Linked DNA regions of Homo sapiens: all the other regions are linked to region 1. A link is a contact called in ENCODE Hi-C or POLR2A ChIA-PET data. All regions are on one chromosome and are shown on one strand. The core of a region is the stretch at or near the end of the contact, and the rest is flanking DNA. Distances in the headings are between cores, read along the strand shown. Region 1 holds the start of CMTM4 (CKLF like MARVEL transmembrane domain containing 4). Region 2 overlaps LOC107984881 (a long non-coding RNA gene). Region 3 holds the start of RRAD (RRAD, Ras related glycolysis inhibitor and calcium channel regulator).

Region 1 (2,811 bases), core at 193-2,692:
CTGGGTGATGAGCAAGACTCTGTCTCAGAAAACACACACACAAAAAACCCCCAAACAACACACACACGCACACACAAAAATATAGATAAAAAGTAATACAGTAGAACAATTATTTAAAGTATACGAGAAGATGTGTGTAGGTTATATGTAAATACTACACCATTTTATATAAAGGATTTGAGAGCATCTTCAGATTTTGGTATTTGAGGGGGTCCTGAAAACAAGCTCCCTCTCTTGCCCCCATACAGAAGGACAACAGTATTAGAGTCACTGTCCTTCCTATCTTTGAAAAAGTTGAGGGCTGGGCATGGTCAGTCACACCTGTAATCCCAGCAATTTGGGAGGCTGAGGCAGGAGGATCCCCTGAGCCCGGGAGTTCGAGATCAGCCTGGGCAACACAGTGAGGCCCTATCTCTACAAAAATAATGATGATGAAAATAATAAATAACTTTTTTTTAAAAAAAGAAAAAGTAGGAACCTGGGCTCTGCCCACCAATGAACTGTGTGACCTTGGACAAGCTACTTCCAGTCTGCAGCCTTAGTCTCTTCTTCTGTAAAATAGAAATAACAACGATACGTTCTTCAAGCGCCTTGCTCAGTGCCTAGAACATGGCAAGCTCTCGGTATTTGTGGTTGTGGAAGGGTTCAATATCAAAGCGACACTTCTTAGTCAGTGTTTTACTTAGCTTAAAATTAGCCTTCACACTTGAATTGTAAATTGGTCCCTAATTAATGCCCTTCGGGGCAAAATCTGTGTTTAACCTTACTTTATGCGTAGACAGAGCTAGCAAAGCTTTTCAGCTGAGAGGAGAGGAACATGTCAGTCGCCTGGGTCAGGCCGGCGGGGACAACCTGCAGTGGGGCGGCTCCTCACCCTGCCCCGCCCGCCCCTGGCCTCGGAACCGGTTTGTTCCAGGCGCCCAGCGTGAGAACACAGGCACTTACCCACCTCTCGTCGGCCCAATAGTCTGAGTCAAGCCCACCCTGGCCACGCACCGTTCCCGGCACCCGGGTGGCGCAGCCCGTCTCTGTCTTTACCGAGAAGCTCCCCACCCTATGCGTCGAGGACCCCACTTTCTTCAAAGGAGAACCTGAGGCAGCGTCTGGGAAAGCAACTCCATGGCCTCCAGGTCCACCTCGACCCTTTCCTCAGCCCCAAGACCCCGCTGCCTGAACCCCATCGCCCCGCGTGCCGGGATCGCCAGCGCCCACCAGCGGCTCCCGCCCCGGCTCTAGGCGCAGGTGGGGGCGGGGCCAGGGCGGGGCCTGAGGAGCCGGCGCCCCGCCTCGCCCCGCCCCTCCCCGAGGCCCGCGGCGCCGCCGCCTCCACCTCGCTCGAGCCGCGGAGCGCCTCCGAGCGGCCGGCTGCGGCCTGGCTCCGCCTCTCCCGGCCCGGCGCGCCCGCTCCCGCCTCCTTCCCTCTCCTGGCTCCCACCTCCCTCCCTTTCCGCTGCCGAGGCGGCGGGAGCCGAGCCCGAGCGGACCGAGCCGCAGCCGCAGCCGGGCGGCGGGCGAGAGGCGGCGGCGGCGGGCGGGCCGCGGGCAGTCAGTCGGGCGGCGGCGGCGGCGGCGGCGGCGGCGATGCGGCGGCCCCGCTGAGTCCGCCCGCTCCTGGCGCCGGGAGCCAGCCGCGCGAGGCGGCCCGGGCCGGGCGGCAGCATGCGGAGCGGCGAGGAGCTGGACGGCTTCGAGGGCGAGGCCTCGAGCACCTCCATGATCTCGGGCGCCAGCAGCCCGTACCAGCCCACCACCGAGCCGGTGAGCCAGCGCCGCGGGCTGGCCGGCCTGCGCTGCGACCCCGACTACCTGCGCGGCGCGCTCGGCCGCCTCAAGGTCGCCCAAGTGGTAGGTGCCGGGCGGGGCCCCAGGTGCCCGAGGGCGGCCTAGCCGCACGCCTCCCTCCCCGCCCCGCTGCGGGGCCTCCGCCGCGTACCCGCTTGCCCAGGCCGGAGCCCGCTCCTCGCGCCCCCTCTCCCTCGTGGGGTCCCGGGACCACTCTGCAGCCTTCTCTGGGGACCCCGCCTTCGGCCAGAGCCTGCCCTTCCCAGGCCGGCAGCCTCAGGTGTGCGCCTCCTACCTGAGCACCTGCCTTCGGGCCTACCTGTCCGCTCCGCCCTCGCTCCCGGGAGTCTGTGGCGTTACTGGGCTGGGTGCTGCTGGGAATCCTGCTGTCTCCTGGGTACAGCTGGTCTTAGCAACCTGTGGCAGGTTTTCCCGGCCCGCGCAACCTCCGGACGGTGCCTGTTTCTGCCTGCGGAGACGAGGGACTGTGGTTTGGTTCCCACTTGATGTCTAGCTGGGTGCCAGGCGTATATGGTAGGCGCTTAGTAAGTATTTGCTGGATGGAGGCAGGTAGCCCTGATGCAGTGGAGGAGCCCAGATATGCCCACAATTCTCTACACTGCAGAGGTTTGTGTCCTTCTAACCAAGAAGACAGACTTGGCATCCCGGAATCCACCGCCCAGCACGGTGGCTGGCACTGCCCAATTGGTACCCAGAGTTAAATCTGGGAGGGCAGCCAGTTTTGGAGGTAGCAGAAACAGAGAACTTTCTGTTGGACTTGTCTGTAGTAGAGCTCATTTCTCAGGGTCCTGTGTTTTAGCTTCCAGGGTGTTCTGGGCAGGGGCCTCTCAGCTCTGTTCCTGCTTTGTGGTTTTGTAACATGCCTCTGCGGGCAATTGCTTAGCTCTGTTGTGGGCATGCTCTAATTCAGAAAAACCCGTGTGTCCCCCCAACATTCTCTGTCACAGGTAGGCCTTCTGAGGCCACCGGCCTCAAAACTTTATAGACTTCTCATAGCCAGAGAAGCCA
Region 2 (2,811 bases), core at 218-2,717, 250 kb before region 1:
TGCTTTAGGATTTGGAGCCTGGGGGCTTCTGTTCCCCAAGGACCACTAACCTTGTCTGAGGCCCCTTTGGAGGGCTCAGCGCGCCCCCTTGGCCAAGGACGCCACACATTGAGAGCCAGCTGCTGCCAGAAGCTATTACTGTTATTACCGGCCGGCAGCACAGGCTACAGCCACAATCGTAAGAGGGAAATGGACTGAATCCCCACACCCCAATCCCTCACTCACTCCGACCCGAGGCTGTCTACCCGGCCTGGCATGTCCCGGCGCTCCTGGGGCCCCTGTACTCCGCTGGTTCCTCGCTGTGGTGTCCCGCAGCCCGACCATTTCTGTGCTTCTAGGAGCCCACCCTGGGCGGCAGGGAGGCGTTGCGTGGGGCTCACGAGTTCCACGCTGTCATCTCCACCAGCTCCTACCTCCCAGGCGCCTGCCCTCCCGCACTGTCAGGTTCTGCCTCCGCAGCATTTGGCAGATCTGAGCCCGGTCCCTGTCACCCCTCCGCGGGAGCCTCATAGTGACCCTGGAGGAGAAGCAGCAGGAGCCCACAGGCCACCGCGCTCGGCCGCGCGTGAAGTCTGTGCAGCCGCATGGTCGGCTCGCTGGTCTCGGTTCTCTGCCGACGGACACGCTGCTGTTCACCCAGAGGCTGCCCCGGGTCGGTCCAGCCGTGGATCCAGTGCCTTGCCCAGCCTCGGAGTTTGGACTGGGCAGGGAGTCGGCGGGGTGCGCTGACTTGGGCCGGGAAAGGTGGGTTGGTAGGAGAGCAGGACTGAACAGTCATAGGTGGGTGGGGATCTAGTGGTAGGCAGGCCCGGGCACGGCCACTTCCCTTCTGCCCGGGCCCCTTTGGCATCCTCAGAAGGGGCTGCGCGGCTTCTGTAGTCCTCCGCGATCCAGAGAATCCTCTCCTCAAACCTGTCGTTGTCCACAGGCCCGATGAGCGCGCTGGGGGATCGATAGGAGGGGGCAATAAACTAGAATTGGAGATCCCAAGAGGGCTTCTCTGAGGAGGTGCACGTTCAGGATCCCCACAGTTGGAGAAATGGGAAGGAACTTGATCGGGGTGAAGGAACCGCTTGAGCAAAGGCAGGGAGGCGTGACGGCGCCCTTCATTCTGGAAGCTCCTCCTTGCTTTCAGGACTCAGTTTCCTGGGTTCCCCTTCACGGCCCCTCATCTCCTTACAGTCCAGGGTCTGAGGGTCTCCGCGGTCCCCTCCCTACTCAGTCACGCCATTCTTTTGAAACGTACACGTGACCGCGGCACTTCTTAAGGAGCGCCCCCCTTTTCCTCGGTGGCTTTCAGTTTCCTCACCTCCCGCGGAGACCAGGGCCATGGTCATTTATCCTCTTGACGAACATTTCACGAGCGCCTGCCGCTCCGAGCGATGGGGACCCGGCACTCCCAGGCCTCTGTTGCAGCAGGGGAGGCAGGCGCGTCACCTGGAGGTCCCGAGACACTGGGAGCCCTGCCAGGCCAGAGGCGACCAACTGGTCTGGGAACGGGAGTGTACTATGGTCCTGTAACTATGGGCCTTACAGTGTCTGAAGCCCGGAGGTGGAGGCTGCAGTGATCTGTGATTGCACTACTGCATTCTAGCCTGGGTGACAGGACTAGACCTTGTCTCAAAAAAAAAAGGGGGAGCAGGGGGTAAATTGTAAGTTATTTCACAATAAAGCTGTTAAAAAAAGAACTATTAAGTCTAAACAGTAATCCTGGGAACTGACTTTGGGAAGGTATATTGTACATCTGCAGAACTGAAAAACATACAGAGGCATGCATGCAGCTGGTGCACAATAAACGCTTTCAGAATGTAGTGGGAACATTATGCACCAATCAGTGTTCATTGAAAGGAAAGTCTCCTCCCTCTCTCAAGTTCAAGTCATTCCAGGCTTAATATTATCCTTGTCTGCCACCTGGTGGCCAAAATGGGCAATGTGGGTGTCCTGGTCTTTCACCCCAAACTTCAAAAGGCTCTGTAATTGGACTTACGGGCCCTGGCTGGAAAGAAGGGAGACTTTCCCCATGGAAAACGGGTGCCCTGAGAGGCAAGTTGATCAGCAGTAGGGGCATAAGGGGATTATTAGGGTTTATGGGACAGAAATATAGCCTCTTAATGACAGAGAGAATATACTTTGGTGAAACCAAGAGGCCGATTGAACACAATTGGCCACCTTTGCACACTGAGATAAAATATGAGGTTTTTTGCAGAGCGGGGAAGGAGAAAAGTCTAGGGACAACAATGAGGTAAGTAGGAAAAGTAATCGTGTGGACACACATGGTGAATTTGGGGATGCTCAGGGGGTTGAAAGGTTGGCAGGGAAATTCTGAAACGTGAGAGGACATTTCCCTGGATGGAGAGGCCCCTGGTAGCCAGCGGACAGGAATCTCTTAGCAGGTGTGCTAATATCCTGTGAGTATGGGCCTTACAGTGTCTGTAGAACCACTGAGAAGAAGAGCAACCTTCAGGAGACGGGCGACTGAGGAAGCAGCTTGGCTTTCCTGGCCACTGTGCAGGAGGCCCAGGCTCAGGGGCCTATGGACAAGCCCGGTCTGGCTTCTGACAAAAGTGGGGTTAGGCACCTCTGCAGGACATCGATAGTTGGGTGGGTGGCTTGTTTTATTTTTTATTTTTGAGATAATGTCTCGTGCTGTCGCCCAGGCTGGAGTATAGTGCTGTGATCTCAGCTCACTGCAACCTCTGCCTCCCAGGTTCAAGTGATTCTCTTACCTTAGCCTCCTGAGTAGCTGGGATTACAGACACCTGCCACCACACCCGTCTAATTTTTGTATTTTAGTAGAGATGGGGTTTCACT
Region 3 (2,811 bases), core at 186-2,685, 230 kb before region 1:
CCAGCATGGGGATGCTCAGGCCTCCAAGATCCCCTAGGACCATGGGCAGGCCACCCCTCAGCCCAGCTTTTGCCTACTTTGAAGACCTCAAGGACAAGAGGGCCCTAATCTTACCGAGCCAGGCCCTCCTCAATCCAAGGCCTTCTTAGGCGTTGCCAAGGAAACTGATGCAGCAGCCAAAGAGCCTGGCCCAGGTCTCCATGACAACCTACCACAGCCCACCAGGGTCCATCCATCTGTGATGTCACCTGAGCCCCAAATGGATGCCCTCCCACCCCCACCACACTTGTCACAATCAGATGTCACAGTCTGATAGCAGGTCCCTGTCACAAAATACCTCACAGCCTGACCTGCAACCCTCAGACCCCTGAGAGATGAGCAGGGAGCTAAGACACTCCTCATGCCTTGACCACACCCTGTGTTTATGCCCCTTTTGGGTGGGGGCCTGAACCTCCAGGCCCTGGATGTGCCCTGGGTGGCTGGCTCAGCCTACAGCTAGAGGGAAGAAGGGAGACCTTGACGACTCGAAGTGGCTGGCTCCTGCTGGCATTCAACACCCATTGGCCTGGATTTCCCCAACTCTGGGCAACTTCCAGTCCAGGAGCAGAATAACCAGAGCCACGGCCAGGGCCAGGGCTGGGGCAGATTATTTATTTTTAGCAGAGTTGCTGGCAGCTGCCTGGTGGGTGCTGGGAGGTGGGATGGGGACTGAGTTTAATCCCTTCCCTCTTCTGGGCTGGGGTATCCTCCCCAGGGTTCAAGCAGGCATCTCCACCTGCAACTCTGTCAGAGCTGCCCCCACCCCCAACAGCCCTCTCAGGGCCCCCAGGGGCTCATGGGGTGACACCAACCCTCACACTGAAGGTTAGGCTCATTAGGGAGAATCTTCAACTCCAGGATGGGGAGTGGAAAGGATTTTGTGTGAATTTAGGACACCCCCTAAATTCTAGCTCAGACCTGAGCCTATGGGGAGTGGGTGTCATGGGCAGAGAAGGGGGATCTCTGTCCAGCCTGTAACTAGCTTACTTGCTAAAAGGACGAGCCGGGACTTGGGGAGAGGAAAGGGAGAATTCAGTCTCACGGGGCCAGACCGAATTCTTCTCCAGAGGGCAGTTGCTGCTTTTGGCTGATTGGGTTTACCCCGCTGCCTGCCTCCCCATCACGTACTCCCCCCGCAACCTCGCTCTCTCTCTCCTTCTCACACACACCCTCAGCTCCGGACCTCGCCTACCGGTCAGCCCCTCTATTCCCAGACAGCTACCGCTACTCCCCTGGCGGGTAGGGCGGGGTGTCGGGGATGTAAGGTCCGAGGAAGAGGGTGGGGGATTCCCCTGGTGGGGGTGGACAGACACGTCAGCCCCCGCAGCAGCGTGGACCGGGGGCGGGAGCGGGGGCGGGTGGAGGCTTAAATAGGCGGCTCTGGAGCCAGAGCCCAGTGCGGGCTGAGAAGGCGGTGGCTGCAGCAGCAGCGGCGGCGGAAACCCTAAAGTCCGAGTCCGGACTACGAGTGCGTGGCCTCCTAATCCGGATCCTAGTCCTGAGCGTGTCTGTGTGCGAGTGGGTGAGTGTCCTGGCGGAGCGGGGTCGGGGCGGCTGCAGATGGATGCGCCAGGTCCGGAGGGGTCCCGGGTGAGGGCGCCGCGACCTGGGGGCTGGGGGAGGGCTGCGGCGGGACCTCGGCCGGAGCATCCCGCCTGACTCCGGGTTGGGCAGGTGCGCCCCGGGTCCCGCCTCCCTCGCGGCTTACACGGCCACTCGGGTTCCTGATCCCCTAGACGGTCCCGGACGCGATGACCCTGAACGGCGGCGGCAGCGGAGCGGGCGGGAGCCGCGGTGGGGGCCAGGAGCGCGAGCGCCGTCGGGGCAGCACACCCTGGGGCCCCGCCCCGCCGCTGCACCGCCGCAGCATGCCGGTGGACGAGCGCGACCTGCAGGCGGCGCTGACCCCGGGTGCCCTGACGGCGGCCGCGGCCGGGACGGGGACCCAGGGTCCCAGGCTGGACTGGCCCGAGGACTCCGAGGACTCGCTCAGCTCAGGGGGCAGCGACTCAGACGAGAGCGTTTACAAGGTGCTGCTGCTGGGGGCGCCCGGCGTGGGCAAGAGCGCCCTGGCGCGCATCTTCGGCGGTGTGGAGGACGGGCCTGAAGCAGAGGCAGCAGGTGAGGGGACCCAGCTGTTCAGGGGAGGGGCGATCCCGGGGCTAGGACTAGGGGCTGAGACCGGTACTCAAAGCCGCAAATACCGTGGAATTATAGTTGTTGTTGTTGTTATTATTATTATTATTATTATTTTATTATTATTTTGAGACAGAGTTTCGCTCTTTTTCCCAGGCTGGAGTGCAGTGGCCTCGATCTAGGCTCACTGCAACCTCCGCCTTCAGGTTTCAAGGGATTCTCCTGCCTCAGCCTCCAGAGTAGCTAGGATTACAGGCGCCTGCTACCACGCCCGGCTAATATTTGTGTTTTTAGTAGAGTTGGGGTTTCACCATGTTGGCCAGGCTGGTCTGGAATTTCTGACCTCGTGATCCGCCCACCTTGGCTTCCCAAAGTGCTGGGATTACAGGCGTGAGCCACCGCACCTGGCCAATACTGTGGAATTCTATTGGCGCTTTCAGAATCATGCCTCTACCTACCCACTTCATAAATGGGGAAAGGAAAGGAGAAGGGACACCCCCCAGCCTTTGGTAGGGAAGAAATGCCCAGAGTAGAAGGCCAGGGCATAGATATGGCTACTCTGTGGGATGGGACTGGACATCCCTCCCTGCCTATCAGGGACAGGTCAGAGTTTCTAACCAGAGGGATTTCTAAGAG

The links. A loop is a pair of places that touch in the nucleus more often than their neighbours do. ChIA-PET counts read pairs that join two places held with the same protein, here RNA polymerase II (POLR2A). Pooled maps may share reads with other maps.
Region 2: a loop to region 1 is called in a map of CD8-positive, alpha-beta T cell, with 19 times the contacts of the local background. The contact joins the enhancer-like site here to the promoter of CMTM4 in region 1. A Hi-C loop is called at or near these places in 1 of 168 maps with a recorded cell type or tissue (CD8-positive, alpha-beta T cell) and 6 of 50 pooled maps. POLR2A ChIA-PET finds 5 or more read pairs at or near these places in 1 of 52 experiments (activated T-cell).
Region 3: a map of ascending aorta shows a loop between it and region 1 (4-fold over the local background). The contact joins the promoter of RRAD here to the promoter of CMTM4 in region 1. A Hi-C loop is called at or near these places in 1 of 168 maps with a recorded cell type or tissue (ascending aorta) and 7 of 50 pooled maps. POLR2A ChIA-PET finds 5 or more read pairs at or near these places in 1 of 52 experiments (activated T-cell).

What each region holds. Positions count from the first base shown.
Region 1 is chr16:66,695,374-66,698,184 of GRCh38, reverse strand. CMTM4 (CKLF like MARVEL transmembrane domain containing 4) reads left to right here and starts at 1,442. Exons shown (of 4, transcript NM_181521.3): 1 at 1,442-1,845. The coding sequence starts at 1,660. RefSeq lists silencers at 800-879, 910-969, 1,210-1,549, 1,640-1,929 and an enhancer at 1,400-2,239.
Region 2 is chr16:66,946,459-66,949,269 of GRCh38, reverse strand. It overlaps LOC107984881 (a long non-coding RNA gene), which reads left to right. Exons shown (of 4, transcript XR_007065090.1): 4 at 339-390. Among named protein-coding and RNA genes, the nearest start is that of CES2, 12 kb to the right of the region's middle. Within about 2 kb of position 1,467, at least 7 of the 41 ENCODE cell types and tissues checked have a DNase peak (open chromatin) inside an H3K27ac peak, as active enhancers do.
Region 3 is chr16:66,924,159-66,926,969 of GRCh38, reverse strand. It overlaps RRAD (RRAD, Ras related glycolysis inhibitor and calcium channel regulator), which reads left to right and starts at 1,435. Exons shown (of 5, transcript NM_004165.3): 1 at 1,435-1,561; 2 at 1,776-2,160. The coding sequence starts at 1,791. RefSeq lists silencers at 1,441-1,500, 1,631-2,070.